Linked DNA regions of Homo sapiens: region 2 is linked to region 1. A link is a loop called in an ENCODE intact Hi-C map of the cell type or tissue named here. Cell type or tissue: PC-9. All regions are shown on one strand. Links, peaks and the distances in the headings refer to the core of each region. The heading gives the core; the rest is flanking DNA. Region 1 overlaps MBNL2 (muscleblind like splicing regulator 2). Region 2 has its middle 14 kb from the start of LINC00456.

Region 1 (5,382 bases), core at 293-5,292:
GGCTTTAAAACCCACTAGACAGTGACATTTGTGTTCTTTCTTTCTCCCCTCCTCCCTCTCTCCGATACCCTACATCTGATCCAATGGCAGATGCCTCTGGATCCACATTCCTAACGGCGCCAGAGTCTGACCACTTCTCACCAGCTGCACTTGGCCCCTGCCTTGGAGCCAGCATTCTCTCTCACAACATGAGTGCAAAGCCTCCTCACCAGTCTACTGATGCCTCTACCCTTGCCGCACTGCAGCCACATCTCAATAAATCATCCTGAGGGACTCTTTGAAAATGTAATCAGATCATGTCACATTTCTGCCCAGGAACCTCCAATGGCTCCCCACCTCACAGAGCGGGACTGTCAAGAGTCTTCTGACGGCCTACACTGACCTCGGTGACTGGCCCCATACTTTCTGACTCCCCCCAACCATCCTGGCCTTTGACTGCTCCTTCAGTAGCCAGGGACATCCTGCCTTAGAGCTTTGACCTCGCTGTTCCCTCTGCTGGGAATACTTTTGTCCCAGATAGTCACATAGCTTGGAGGTCAGCCTATGGGGCAGTCTTTCCTGATGTAATATTGCATCAGTCTTACCTCCTTACTCTGACTCACCGTGCTTTATTTCCCTCCAAAGTCCTTATCATTATTTAACACTCACATGCATACTTGTTTATCTGTGCATTTTCTCTCTCAACCAGACTGTAATGTCTGTAAGGGGATGGTCTGTCTGTATCCTTAACATCTAGGGCAACATTTAACTTTAGAACACAGTGAGCAGTGAATAGATATTTGCTGAGTGAGCAAGTGAATGAATGAGCAAATAAATGAATGAATACGCCACAGAGCTTACAGTCTGTGCCCGCCTTCATGGTTTGCTCTGTTCCATCTTCTCGATGGGATTTGAAATCTTTCTCAACCGCTGTTGTTGCTATTATTTCAGCACGCTAGGACTCCAGTTTCTTAGCTTTAAAACAGAGAGGCCCCAACAATTTCTAGAGCCACTTCTGTCCTTAAAGTTCTGTGATTGTACAGTGATTGGCAAGGCTGATTTAAGGAGAAGTGTATTTTTAGGAACTCTTCTGGAAATCTTACCAGCTCGGCTGAGTTTGGCCTAGATTTGTCAGCAGGCCTTTTGAGCCGTGGGATCTAAAAGGAGCATCTGAATCGGGGGAAGGGGGACATGCATGGAGCCCATTTTCTTCCTGCTCCCAAGTCCAGAACCAAGGAGGGAGCACAAAAGGGGATTCAGGGAGGGTGAAAAGGTGGCAGGTTCTGCCTGTAGCACTCAGCGCCTTGAGGAGTCGGTGCAGGGGTGAAGAGGACTGGGGAGGTAGATTTGGAATGCTTATGCCCCGGACTGTGAAAAGGACAAAAGCTGGGGGACTTGGTGCCCCAGAGGTTTTATTCTTCTTCTTTACATGTTCTCTTCTCCTAGCACAGAATATATAGAGAATGCCACTGTGCACCAAGACTTCACCAGCACACCCAAGCCCAGTCTTCATGATGTGGTGGTGGGAGATACTGCGGTCCTGGACCTAGAAAAGGGTCTCTAACTTGAATGGGGGCAGTGCTGGGTCCTGAAGGCCATCAGCAGAAAAGATTGCTCAGAGTCTGAGAAGATGTGAACATGATTCTCATTAAGGCTAAGCTCCAAGAGGCCCCATTCCTTGGCTCTGGTATTCTCTCACAAGGAAAGACTGCATTTTTGAGTCACATGAACCTTCAGCATTGCATACTCTGGGGGTTAACATATCTCGAAGTCAGGCCAGAGAGAGCAGGCCTTCCTCTGGCCTGGGGGGTTAACATATGTCTGAACTCAGGTCACAGAGAGCAGGCCTTCCTCTGGCCTGAGCCCTTGAGGCAGTGGCCACAGGTCTCCTTCCTAAGATCTGTGATCTGGCTATTGATCCTATGCCGGAGATAATCTACCAGAAAGAGCCATCCAGTTGTCCAAACTCTTTCCACATCCAGCCCCATCCCACTATTTTTGCAGAAACCAATTATTCTAGCACAGAACCTGATATGGGATATGTGGCTTGGAGGATCCAAGGGTTCAGAAGACCTCAGAAGGACACAGAATGCTAGTCACTTACTTGAACACTGTGGGAAAGATAGCAGCAGGATCTCACACACAGGTGATGGGGTTTTATTAATATTTAACAAAATATAATTTCCACTATTTGACTTCAGCAGAAAAAGCAGAACCCAGTAATCTAGGAACAGGAAGAGGGTAATTTATTAAAACAAGATTTTGTTTTGTTGTTATTACTTTCATCCTAGAAGTAAAAAAGAAAGAAAGAAAGAAAGTACTGCCATACTTCTAAAAATCGCCATCGATGAGCAATGACTCAAACCACAAGTATGAAGTAGCCTACAGAAATGAATGAGTCAACAATTCCTCTTATCTTTCAGGAAATTAAGCTAACTGCTAGGTATTGAAATCAACAACAAATATTTACTGTGTTTAAAGCCTCCAGTTCAGAGGAATTAAAAAAAAAAAACCCTGGCAACAAAGCATATCTTCTGTAAAAATGTGACACCACGAGTTATTAGGTAATGTTATTGCTAAATGCATCAGGCAGGACTCATGAAATCCTGCATCCTACCGCCCCTTCCTTTACTTGGGAACAGATCCTTCTGTTTCCTCTCCTCCCAGACGGGGGGCGCTCCTCAGAGGCTCGTCACTATTGGGCTCTGCTTCCCTGCCGTCACCAGTTGTCATCATTTCTAAGCAAGGTCACCCTGTGCTGTGTCTCCATGGTAACAACAGGCCACCACTTTGAGGAGTGCAACAGAGAAATGGGGAGAAAGGCGAAATCACAGTCACTGATCTGCCCTTGGGCGCGAGCAACTTCTGAGATGCACACGTGGTTCTTCACATTTTATGGAAGGGGAAGCTGAGGAATGGGCCAGTGCCCCCCTAAATCCTGTGAATGGAGGAGTGAAATGTAAAATCTGAGGAGCACACCCTGCACAGGCGCCTGTGCTCATGATTTACATGGAGCTCCCTGGGCCATTCCAACAAGAACCCAGGGTGACTGAAACAAACGAGGTAGAGGGTGTGTGCTTTGGCATCATAAAGATGAACCAAGAAATCTTGAGACATCGACTTTGGTGTACTAAACACTGTCCTGTTAGCTGTATCTTTTGGGTATTTTCTCAGTTATGCAATTCTTATTTACATGGAAGTAGTTTTGCTCTCCCAGGTCCACTGGCCTGTGGACTCCATGCAGTTCCGTCATTCCCTTCTGCCAATTGCATTTCTTTCAAAAACATATCCATTTCCCTGTAAGTGTTTTTTAAGAGGCATACTGCTGAGTAGGAAAATTAATAACCTGGCCTAACCTGTGATACCACCCTCAAGACAAGCTCTCAAGTTACTTGTTCATTATTTTCCAAAACGATTTTATCATCTGAGTTCCTACGTGCAGGCTTCAATTGCTCTTCTCCTGCTCCTTGTTCCTTAAACTGGTCTGACCTCCTTCTCTAAGAGAACCAATGACTTTGAATCAAACCCAACCTGACAAGATAAAATGAGGAAGAAAAAAAAAAAAAAGGTAGGGTCTGAATAATACCTTTTACTGGTATGCAGATTATCACAGGGTTACCTATTCATGCTCTCTGCATATTCCAATCACCAAAAGGCATGCATGAAAAAGCAAATTGGCCATGCAGTAATGCTTTCCGATTTAAAGTATTATTTTGCCAATACAGTCTCTTTTTAACTAACGATGAAATAAATGCAAAACAATTTTTATGATTACAATGAAACCCTCTGTATGTGCAGATGTGAATGATGTTCTGCTTACTGAAATGTGTCTTGTTGGTGGTAATCAAAATGACTTACTTAGCATTTAACGAAAGTGTGCCTCTAAATGAGAAATGATTGCTTACTTGAATCCACACTGCTAAGAATCAAAAGAAACAGCTTATACAACCCTATACCCTCGGGCAAGCCAATGAACTCAAAACTTCAGTTTCCTCCTCTCTACCAGGTTGTCCTGAGATTCTATCTACATACTGTCTATGGAAGATTTGGAGGACTTAAAACAGAACACTCGTATAAGGCATTATCATTCCTGGAGGTCTTACCAAGCCATGGTAAGAAGATTGCAACATTACTCATGGAAATTTTGGTTAAGGCCACTCTGATAACCTGCAGCATTTGGCGGAGATATTCCTGTCTGCTTCACTTTTTCCAGTACGAATGACTCATCAGCAGCAAATATTTATTACGTCTGACTATGAGTTCTTTACTATGCTGGTTGCTATAACCAATTTCCCAGCAAGCCTACTAACAGGCATTCCAAGGTTCCACCCAGCTTCACAAATAGTAGTTCCAATATTTAAAAAAAAAAATTGATTAAAAAAAATCCATGTCCCAAGCTGGCAGTTTTTTTTTTTACTTAAAGTCAATAAATTTTTATTCAAGGAATTTCACATGTCATGATTCTTTCCACTGCCCATCAAGGTCACCTTAGTTTCTCTAAAGAACTGGAGTCAAAATTTATCTTCAAAAGATTTATCTGTTAGTCCTTTTTAATTGAACTGATGTTTAATCCAACTGTTCTGTCAGCCTTGCAATAATTTTTTTTATTTTGTCTTCTTTTATCTCCTTTTAAATATGGATATACTGATAAAAGTTCAAAATTCTCCACCAAGAATCTTTCAGATCTAATTTCTTCAACCAATTTGCTTCAGAGTCATTTGTAGAGTAGGTGAATCTGCCTAGTTCTCAATTTGACACTCTCTCTAAACATGAATAAGTTCAAACCATATCCATTCCTAAACGATCATGCTCACAGTTATCTATCTTAGCTGATGCTTTTGGCTTCCCCAGTGGTTTTCTTTAGAAAGGGAAGCACTTTAGTTACCAAGAGTGAGTGGATGTGCAAGTCAGTAGGTAGATTATGGATGCTTCACGGATAATTGGCTCAGCCCTCCCCTTCCTGTGTTATATCTAAACACAGCACATGAGGTCCTAAACAGTTTCTTGAATAAAAGATCAACCAGCTTTCCTATTTGCAAAGTGGGAAAATGTAAAAAGTGAAGGCTCTCTGAAATACATTTGGCTGCCATCTACGGGTAGCCTCATTGCCTAATTGTTTATTTGAAAATGGGTAAGTCTGGGAGTTAGAAGGATTGAGTGTTAGTTCCTGCACAGTCACATGCTAGCTGGGAGATTTAGAGTAAGTCACAATTCCTGTCCAGTCCTCAGTCTACCCAATCCTAAAAGACGACTCTGGACCAAGCTGCAGTCTTCATACTCAGACGTGAGTGGCTACGTGGCCCAAGGAAAACATAGTGCAGTCTAGGAAAGCATTCATTTTACTTAAAAACTTGATGAGGGTTAAACAGAAAAGTCAAATAATTGAAGTGGTATGCAATTTAA
Region 2 (5,382 bases), core at 181-5,180, 64 kb after region 1:
GTTCTGGTTATTCTTTGTCTCTCCTTCACACCACCTTTCTGTGCCCAGAAATTGATCCCCTATGGACACCCAGGATTCATCACCCGGACACTCAGGAGGAAGACATTTTTCTTCCTCATTTTGAGCATCGTTTCTAGAAGCCACTATGACCTCCATAGCTATAGGTGTTGTCCTGGGCTCCCTCCTCCATGGCTCCAGTAACACTTCCCCTCTAGTCCCCTCCAGACCTAAAGGTGATAATGGCTTGCTGCTGTTGCTAATCTCTGGGTGCCTTAATACCGCCTGTAGGTTCACTTTACTATGCCTACACCTCTAAATAGCCGTCTGTTCCTCAAAATTTTCTGAACCATTTAAATTGAATTCTGCTTCTTTGAATGACAAAGGAGTGCTAAATAATTTTAAAATGGCAACAAAAAGGGGAAGGGCAGGAACTGTATAGCCTTAGAATCCCTAGAATACCTTCCAGGATACTTCAAATGTAGTGCAATCTTAATACTTCTCTGCAGAAATTGTTGGTGAATTATAGGCTGTATGCAAAGATGTGCATTTCCTATATCAGTTGGATCCATGAGTCTCTCAACAGTAATTTCTCAGCCTTTACGGTTTTCTACCTTGCCCACAGAGGATACCAGAGGGGCAGAGCTTCAACCTTGGAGGGCACAAAAGGGTAGATTAGATTATATTTCTTATTGTTTTATGGAATTGATATGAGACACGGCAAGGGTAAGATTAAGGTTGAAATTATTTGAAAACTAATGTTCCTTAGGCTAAAACGAATGCAGCACTTATACACACTTGTCTTGCTGGGACTATAGCAGTCCTTGGAGATTATTCTTCAGTTACCTTTTACTGATGTTGTCCAGTGTAGTACATGTATACAGCAACACTTGCTGTACCATTAGAGAAAAAAACAACATGCTGTAGAATATGAGGCTCTCGTAATTAAAATGGATCCTCACCATGTTACATGTCAATTGGCAATATTAAAAATGTCCAGAATTACCAAGAATCAACCATTAGTGAAAATGCACCTAAAACCTTTTAAAGTCACTTATCACATCTAATTATCTGATACCAGGTATTATAATTATGCTATTATGTATAATTTTAGTACCATGGCTTAGATCATGTTAATTCACCCTATATGCCATATTGAATTTCTAGCCTAAAATTATCAACATACTGATTGCAGCAAGACTAAAAATGAGCAGTCAAAGACAGTTATTCTAAGAGCCTTACAAACAAGCATATTTATTCATTTTTGAATTTATTAGACAATTTTTTTTCTGAGCACCAATTTTGTGCTATGTAAGGTACTAGATTCTGGTGATAACAGTGACAAATAATATGTCCTTGAGGCACACACAGTCTACAGGAGAGCAGGGTTGGGAGAGACAAATGTTCTAAATAGGGGGCCATGCCACAGTAGAGTGAATATGAGGAGCATGAAGGTATGAGTTGGCACCCTTGGGGTGGGCTGGGGGACAACTGAAATCACAAATGAGATGATGCCTGAGTTCTCGAGAACAAGGCACAGGCAGAAGATTCCAGGTAAAAAGTAGTGTCCTGAGACGACGATGTTCCATCGAGAGGTCGCCTCCAGATTGATATGGCTGCATTTGTGTTACCAGAAAGGGGTCCCAATCCAGACCCCAAGAGAGGGTTCTTGGATCTCACACAAGAAAGAATTCGAGGCGAGTTCATAGAATAAAGTGCGAGCAACTTTATTAGAGAAGCAAAGAAAAAAAAGAATGGCCACTCCATAGGCAGAGCAAACCTGAGGGCTGCTGATTGGCTATTTTTATGGTTACTTTTTGATGATATGCTAAACAAGGGGTAGATTATTGATGAGTTTTCTGGGAAAAGAGCAGGGATTTCCCAGAAATGAGAGTTCCTCTCCCTTTTAGACCACATAAGTTAACTTCCGGGCATTGCCATGGAATTTGTAAATGGTCATGGCGCTGGTGGGAGCATCTTTTAGCATGTTAATGCATTACAATTAGCATATAATAAGCAGTGAAGGCAACCAGAGGTCACTTTTGTCACCATCTTGAGTTTGTTGGGTTTTGGCCAGCTTCTTTACCACATCCTGTTTTATCAACAGGGTCTTTATGTCCTGTATCTTGTGATACCAGCCCTGCTGACCTATCTCATCCTGTAACTAAGAATGTCTAACCTCCCGGGAATGCAGCCCAGTCGGTCTCACCCTCATTTTACCCTGCCCTTATTCAAGACGAAGTTGCTATGGTCGGAATGCCTCTGACAGTTCCAGGATTATACAAAGAGATGTTTGTGTATGAGAAAAGGGGCTGAATGGGTGGGCAGGGGTCTTGTTTGCCAAAGGGTTTGACTTGTGCTATGTATTTTCTGGAGATCACTGACATTTTTAATAAGTTTAATTCATTTGGCCACTTAACAAGTATTTAAGGAGCCCACCTATGTACCAGGTACAGTGGTAGGCATTGAAGATATAAAGGTGAACCAAATGGAAAGGATCCCTCTCCTTGTGGAACTTATATTCTAAAAGGAATGCAATGGGGCAGACACTGAAAGTAAAACAATTTGATGAGTAAAGTAAGTACAATTTGTTATTAGTGCTATGATGGAATTATGATGCTGGCATTGAGAATTGTGCATGATGGGAAGACTTTGAGTGGTATGTTCAGAGAAGACCTCTTTAAGAAGGTATCATTGAAAGAAAGATCTGAAAGCTGAGAAATATCCATTCATACACAAAGTCGAGTGAAGAATGTTGTGGAAGGATGTTCCAAGTAACATTATGCCCTGAGATGGGAGAGGAGTTTGACCTGTTGCAGAAACTAAAAGACCAGGGAGGCTGGAGCATAGCGAGAGAGAAGAAAGTGACCCAAAATGATGTGGGAGGTGTGATCAGGAGTCTGCCCTTGGAAGGCTGTGAGGTTCATTGAAGATGCTCGAGAAAGACAGTTAAGGGCAGTAAGCAGTGTGATGACATGGCCTGACTCTGGCTACCCGCTTCTTGACGTCTCTCCTACCACCACTAAAGTCTCAGCCACTGTGGTTTCCTTTCCAGACAACTGCCACATGCTGATCTCTCCACTCCCACTCTTGCCTACCTGCAATCCATTCTCCACCTAGTAGCCAGAGTCACTTTACCTTGATTATCACGTTTAATCCCCACAAAATCCCAAAGGTAGAAACTATAGTTATCTACATTTTACTGATAAAATAATTGAGGTTCAAATATTTTGCTCATGTTTACCTAAGCCAAGATTTGCAAACTCAGTTCAGCTGCAGGATTTGTGCTCTTAACCCATACATTGTATAATACATCCTCCCCATTTGTCAACTTTAATCTCAGTGGAAGCCAAGTCCAGCCCAGTGTCTACCAAACATACTTTTCAGTGTTCTGCTTTTCCACTCTTGCCACATCTCGCCCTCAACTGTCGTAGGGCCCTTGGGCCCCATCAACTTGGCAGAACCAAAATCCAACTAAAAGAGGGTATCTTTGCCCCCAGGCTGGAATGTCTAGGATGGAAAGTGTTTCAGAGAATGCATTGGTCCGCTGGGGAGAGCGGAACTGCTGTTCCTTTCTCACCTGCTGGGTTTCTCTTTTCTTCACTTCTGACTTCCTCCTGACAACCTACATTAAGTCTGACCCTTTGCACCAGGCACCCAACTGCAGCCTTCTTTCAAAACAGCTCTTGTCCTCCATGTAACCACTGAGCTAAAAAAATGTCAGGGTTCTTTAGACTTGGGTGGGAAGTGGACAGCAGCTTGGACAAAGCTATCACATCAAAATAGCTGCCGGGTCTCTCTTGATTGAATTGTCTTGGGACTAAAGCCCAGAATTGTAAACTAACGTCTATTTTTCACCCGCTGGCTTCCTGGGTTTGTTTCAGCCTTCGGGTGAAACTATTGGATACTGGACATCCATACACACCTTGACTTCACTTCCTTTTTATCATAACTTACACCTTTAGAGGCATTGCAGCTGAGCTGCTTGTTTGAGAGTGAAAGCTAATACTATGTTTTTCGAACTGTGGCCACAGGTTCCTGGGCCCACCCTAAGTCAGAATCTCTACAGGTCAGGTCCTTGGCTAATTCTAATCTTTGGTGTCTAAAGGCTCTTTTCAGCCTTTTCTCAGGATCATGGGTTTCCTGATTGCCAAACCATGGACAGGAAATAGGGCAGCTCAGCTGGGCACCCACGAGGCTGTTCAGGTTCAATAATTCTTGGGCACCCTCTGTCTATATTGAGGAGTTCAATTTCCTCTGCTTTCCAACTGGTTTCACCCTTGGAGTATTAATTATTTTCTTAAGCTCTGGTGTTAGCCCAGCCTTCAATTCCAAATTCTTCACTCTCACTTCTGCCTCTGACTGTTTGCATTTGACACCTGCCAGGTGGACCAGGTCTGATCTTATCTCCTCTAGTGACAGACCAGTTCCAGCCCAGGGTCATATCTATTCTAATAGCGAAGATAACACAGAAACGTAGGGGTGGGGTCAGATCTGATCTAAATTAAATAGCTGGTACATTTTTGGGAAAGCGTGAACAATGAAGATTTTTTCCTCTCTTTTTTTCTGAATCCATATGCTTTAATATTCTTTCTGCTTCAGTATCTGAAGATGTTATTCTCTCATACGAGTTTCTTCCTTTTGAGGATTTGAATGTTAACCTCTAAAGGCCAACCAAGCTGCCACAGTAACAGGCCTGGGGTCAGGTTATTTCTGTGTTTTAGGGCATATAGCTAAAGACTCCCCATCTTACATAGCTACAGCAGAGAATAAAAGTTAGGAAATGCATCACAGTCATCCCTGACCTATAAACACCCAAATTATGACTGTCCTGTATAGAGGCATGTTCGATGCATGGGTGAAACATTTTCTTCTCTTTCTTTGAGAGGCCATGGCAGATGCAGGGTGTGGGATCCCTTCTGGCCATGTGCCAAGTACCCGGAGCAGCTGCAGAGGGCTCCCCCTTCCTAAGCTTCTTCTCATTGGCAGGGTGGCATCTCTCTGAGCTGTTCTGAAAACAGCTGATGTCTACTTGCAACATTTTGAGCTACCATTCATGAATACATTTGCCTATAGGTACAGTAAATAAATAATCATGCTAGTCCACAAAAATCCTTTTAATCCAAAACACAGCAGAGTTATTCTTCTTACATTTTGCCTGCACTTCCATCAAATAGGCATGGAGAGGCTGGCCTAACGTGGATAACATGTGTTTCTGTGTAGCTTGTGTTAATAACCTCACACAACTGCCGCAGGACTTTTCCTTAGTTCAGCTAAAGACGGGGTCCTTGTCCGTCCCACAGCCATGAAAATTCAAGCTGGCAGATGGTTTGAAGGGTGAGTAAAGCAGGGTTTTATTGGGTGAAAAGGAAAAAAGGGAAACAG

What was found. Hi-C counts contacts between places; a loop is a spot of excess contacts. Peaks named below come from ENCODE experiments on the same cell type or tissue, not always from the same donor. Only the 100,000 strongest peaks of a DNase experiment are listed, where the experiment ranks them.
Region 2: it touches region 1 in a loop (8-fold over the local background); 1 of 110 quality-filtered maps calls a loop at or near these places.

What each region holds. Positions count from the first base shown.
Region 1 is chr13:97,255,320-97,260,701 of GRCh38, reverse strand. The region is part of intron 1 of MBNL2 (muscleblind like splicing regulator 2); the gene reads right to left. All of the region lies in intron 3 of LOC101927385 (a long non-coding RNA gene), which reads left to right. Among named protein-coding and RNA genes, the nearest start is that of MBNL2, 36 kb to the right of the region's middle. In PC-9, for the core only: a CTCF peak has its summit at 2,654; DNase peaks (open chromatin) are centred at 571, 2,601, 3,411 and 4,181; H3K4me3 peaks cover 3,408 bases; H3K27ac peaks cover 5,000 bases.
Region 2 is chr13:97,191,383-97,196,764 of GRCh38, reverse strand. It overlaps a transcript of MBNL2 not described here. Among named protein-coding and RNA genes, the nearest start is that of LINC00456, 14 kb to the right of the region's middle. In PC-9, for the core only: no CTCF peak of the experiment used is centred there; DNase peaks (open chromatin) are centred at 2,094 and 4,334; H3K4me3 peaks cover 818 bases; H3K27ac peaks cover 4,262 bases.